2 separate regions of the Homo sapiens genome follow, and region 2 is linked to region 1. A link is an interaction called in ENCODE POLR2A ChIA-PET data of the cell type or tissue named here. Cell type or tissue: GM12878. All regions are shown on one strand.

The links. Peaks named below come from ENCODE experiments on the same cell type or tissue, not always from the same donor. Only the 100,000 strongest peaks of a DNase experiment are listed, where the experiment ranks them.
Region 2: POLR2A ChIA-PET joins it to region 1 with 10 read pairs; 2 of 35 experiments call an interaction of 5 or more read pairs at or near these places.

The regions. Positions count from the first base shown.
Region 1 is chr3:56,723,968-56,726,467 of GRCh38, reverse strand. No RefSeq gene overlaps it. Among named protein-coding and RNA genes, the nearest start is that of TASOR, 42 kb to the right of the region's middle. In GM12878, no CTCF peak of the experiment used is centred here; DNase peaks (open chromatin) are centred at 1,017 and 1,364; H3K4me3 peaks cover 909 bases; H3K27ac peaks cover 1,715 bases.
Region 2 is chr3:56,834,022-56,836,521 of GRCh38, reverse strand. It overlaps a transcript of ARHGEF3 not described here. Among named protein-coding and RNA genes, the nearest start is that of ARHGEF3, 33 kb to the right of the region's middle. In GM12878, no CTCF peak of the experiment used is centred here; no DNase peak of the experiment used is centred here.

The DNA.
Region 1 (2,500 bases):
CTAGGAGGCAGAGGTTGCAGTGAGCTGTGATCACACCATTGCACTCCAGCCTGGGTGACAGAGTGAGAACCTATCTCAAAAAAGAAAAAAAAGATTAGTACTCTGTCCCACAATGAGTGAGGTTTTTTAGATGAAAAGGCTAAACATTTTTAAGCTGTTAGTAGCCAATTCTCAATAGCACATTGGCCCAATAAGGCTGGTAGTTAGTCTTATCTTTACAATAAGCTCTCACCATTTTCTTTTTTTTCTTTTTCTTTTTTTTTTTTTTTTTTTTTTGAGACAGTCTCGCTCTGTCACCCAGGCTGGAGTGCAGTGGTGCGATCTCAGCTCACTGCAAGCTCCACCTCCTGGGTTCATGCCATCCTTCTGCCTCAGCCTCCCAGGTAGCTGGGACTACAGGCGCACGCTGCCACGCCCGGCTAATTTTTTGTATTTTTAGTAGAGACGGGGTTTCACCGTGTTAGCCAGGATGGTCTCGATCTCCTGACCTTGTGATCTGCCTGCCTCGGCCTCCCAAAGTGCTGGGATTACAGGCCTGAGCCACCACGCCCGGCCAGCTCTCACCATTTTCTTTAACATACTGTTAATTCCCAAATTTGGCAAGATATTCACATAAATAAATATAAGTCCAAATTTTTTCCCAAATGCAAAGTCGCTTCTCCTAATTTTTTTCTTCCTCCTCCTCCTCATCTTTTTTGTCCGTCCTCTTTTCTCACTGCTGCTTTGGCTATTCCCTCTGTTTTTCACTCCTATAATTGTACTGACTGTCAATGCTAAAGGATGTATCTTACAGTATATTAGAAGATGTTTGTACTGACATTTTGTGGGTTAGTACAAATGAGTGAGGGCTAAATGGTTTTTCTTCAGTCAATTTTCAAGATGTTATTTCACATACAACTAGATGTAATCCTTGCAGTCTAAATGAAAACTCATAAGCAATGAACAGAGCCAGAACTAGCAATTTTCTGTAAAATTAGAGCATGGTTTCAGCTTCTGGGTTGTGGTCACCGCCACTGACTGCTTTAGTTTCCATTCCCAGCACAGTCTGCGGCAGCTAAGAATGCACAACTCTTCATAACCACAGCCCTGTTTCAACAAAGACTGTGTGGCTGCAGGAAACTGCAACCCACCATCTTGGTGAAGAGCCTGTTCAACTTTCCATTTACATTCTGTCCATGTCCGTTTTTTACTAATTCTCCCAAAGCCTGAGGACTCTCAAAGATTTGGCAAAGAAACTGTCTGGCCAATCAGTTTCACTCACCTGGTTCCCCTTGGCATTGAGGAGAGAAGACACTGAATACCCCCCCTTATTGATGCAGCTGATTCAATTAATTCACACTAGCTTGTTTATTGACAGAATTCTAGAACTACACTATTGGAAGGGAAGAGGGTTACCCAAGCCCAAACCTACCAGTAAAAATCTGACAATCATCAAAATTTAAAACCTTGTCCGCATGAGCACACAGTGAGAAAAGGTGACCGTATTCACTGTACCTGAAGGGTATTGAGGGAAACAAGTTGGAAAAAAAAATGCTCATGACATCATATCTCCTTTCTCCAGGCTTGGTTCATATATCAGTCAGCTGCACAGACCTACCTAGTCAAAGCAGTTTTCAGTTGACGTGAGGGAATAGCAAGGAATTAGAAGTCATGCACTGTATCTTTAAGAGCTAATCACTTAGCCTAGGAAACTGGACATGCATTCCAAAGCTTGTCCACATGCAAACATACCTAGGTATTAATGAACTGTGCTCTCTCATCTGTGAAAGGTTTGAAAATGACATCCTACAAGTGTTTTATTCTCTGTTGCCAGGGACACTGGACCCTTCAAGCCCATTTAAATGTGAGACTGTATGTGAAATCACTTTTTAAAAAGATACTAAGAGCTAGTAGTTTTCATTGTTATTTAATAATCACTTTTAAATTTGTACATGTTGCCCAGGCATGGTGCCTTATGCCTGTAATCCCAGCACTTTGGGAGGCCGAAGAGGGCAGATCACTTGAGACCAGGAGTTGAAGATCAGTCTGGCCAACATGGTGAAACCCCGTCTCTATTAAAAATATGAAAAATTAGCTGGGCATGGTGGCAGGCGCCTGTAATCCCAGATACTCAGGAGGCTGAGGCACGAGAATCACTTGAACTTGGGAGGTGGAGGTTGCAGTGAGCACAGATTGCACCACTGCATTCCAGCCTGGGTAACACAGTGAGACTCTGTCTCAAAAAATAAAAAAAAATAAACCGTACATGTGAAATTTCTCAAAAGTGTGGCCTTGGCCTGGGTCTTTTTCATTCGTTGTACTATATACCTGGAGAGACTTTTCAATCCAGATAATTTGGAATTTTTTCTTGTATTTTTTTTTCTTACATATTTTCATTCCCACAATTTTCTATTTTCTCTTTCAGGAATTCCAGAAAGAGAGATGAACCTTCTGGATTTTATGCCTTAACTTCTGGATTGATTTTCAAATAGTCTTAATCTCTTTATTCTTACTTTTTATT
Region 2 (2,500 bases), 110 kb before region 1:
TTGGCATCCCAAACATGATTGTAGGGACTCTGTGGGTGTGTGAGTGAATGAGTCACTGAAAAAATACATTCTGAATGAGTGAATGAGGCAACTAATTAATCTCATGGTGAGATTTGTAATGTTTCAGAACTAATTTTTAATTTAAATTGTTTCCCCAACTATATCCCATTTCCCAAAGAATAATAATAGATTGAAGTTAGTAGAGCATTTCTGTGCACAAAGAAAGTATGAAGAAATCCTGAAACACTTATGCTAATGCTGGCTTTCTTCCCTAAAGGAAAGAGATGAACTTTATTCATTAGGAGTTTTTCATGAACTATTGATCGAAAATACACATCTGTTTTTCAGTCTGTTTTTTCCAAAAATTGGTAACTCAGCCTCATTTGGAGCTATCTCTGAAGGATAAGGAAAGACCAGGAGTGATAAGGCAGCTTGCATTAATCAGATGTGAACGGGATACCTTGGCCTGCTGAATTGTGTCACGAAGGTCATTTTTACCACAGAAATACTCATGCTAAACACCAACAGTTTTTCTAAGAGACATGATTTTTCTCCCTTTTGGGAAACTGAGGAAACAAAGACTTAAGTCATTTCTTGACTCTCTGAGAAATCCTTTTTCCACGGGAAGTCTGTGTGGAGGTGCATGATTCAATTTTTGTATTCTTTTTTCCCCAGAGGTCAGGGGTGAACCATGGGTGACTCAGCCACAGGGCCCTTTATTTATCAGGCCCATTTTAGCTATCCGGCCTGGGGTGTGTTGGACTTTATGGGTCATGTTCTGTGTCGTATGAAAAGGGGGAGAGAGGTGGTGCATTTTAAGTCTTTCTGCTAAAGCTAAATAGTTACTCTGAGGAGGCCATTCAGTCCTTCCACGTGGCTTAGACCTTTGGAAGTGGAGATAGCAATTAATTAAACAATTAAATCATACTCTGAATTAATGCTGTTATTTAGCATTAATTCAGCATATTATTTAGCATGTCTTATAATTATTTAATTTTAATGCGTGAAATAGGGGTGTACACGTGCTTTTAAAAAGCCTAATGTTAGGCTGGGCATGGTGGCTCACACCTGTAATCCCAGCACTTTGGGAGGCCGAGGCGGGTGGATCACCTGAAGTCAGGAGTTCGAGACCAGCTTGGCCAACATGGTGAAACCCCATCTCTACTAAAAATACAAAAATTAGCCGGGCATGGTGGTACGTGCCTGTAATCCCAGCTACTCAGGAGGCTGAGGCAGGAAAATCGCTTGAACCCAGGAGACAGAGGTTGCAGTGAGCCGAGATCACACCATTGCACTCCAGCCTGGGGGACAAGAGCAAGACTTCATCTCAAAAAACCAACAAAACAAAACAAAACAAAAAAAGCCTAATGTTAAAATTATGAACACACAAAACAAGATAATTTAGAGAATTTATATTTAGAATACTTTTAGGTAATAATTCATCACAATTCATCTTTAAGTAAAAAGTACCAGAATGCATTTATTTTGACATGTTTCAAACTTTTACTTCTTTATTATACTAGCAGTATGTGGATGTTGTAGAAAATTATAAAATAAAGGTAAATTAAAGAAAGACTATTAAATCATCATTTTGCTACTCTTTATATTTTGGAGTATAGCCCTGCCAAATGTATGTTTACATGGACACACAAATAGGATCACATGATGCACAGATACTGCTTTGTGTCTTGCTTGTCTTATTTTGGTACACATCAGCATTGTTCCTGTTCATATTTATACCTGGATATTGTTATTCTTTTTTTTTTTTTTTTTTTGTAAGTCAGAGTCTCACTCTGTCACCCAGGCTGGAGTGCAATGGCACAATCTCAGCTCACCGCTTCCCGGGTTCAAGCAGCTCTCCTGCCTCAGGAGAAGCTGGGATTACAGGCATGTGCCACCACACCTGGCTAATTTTCATATTTTTAGTAGAGACAGGGTTTCACAAAGTTTGATGGTCTCAAACTCCCGATCTCAGGTGATCCACCCACCTCGGCCTCCCAAAGTGCTGGGATTATAGGTGTGAGCCATCAGGCCCGACCACGACCTTATTATTCTGAATACATACATAGTATCAGATTGTTTAACTGGGATATAGCGTTATTAAATTAACCCACCGTTATTAGATATATAGTATGCTTCTAGTTTTTCTTACTATGAACCTCATCTTTTACAATAATGATACCTGCTTTCTACTTCATACCTAGTGCCAATGTGAAACATTTTCCATGTAGTAGCTCTCTTTTTATTTAATTAAGGTAAAATTCACGTAACATTAACTATTTTAATGTGTATAGCTCTGGGGCATTTAATACATTCACAGGCCAGGCGTGGTGGCTTACGCTTGTAATCCGAGAATTTTGGGAGGCTGAGGCGGGCAGACCACAAGGTCAGGAGTTCGGAACCAGCCTGGCCAATATGGTGAAACCCCGTCTCTACTAAAAAATACAAAAATTAGCCGGGTGTGGTGGCACACACCTGTAGTCTCAGCTACTCAGGAGAC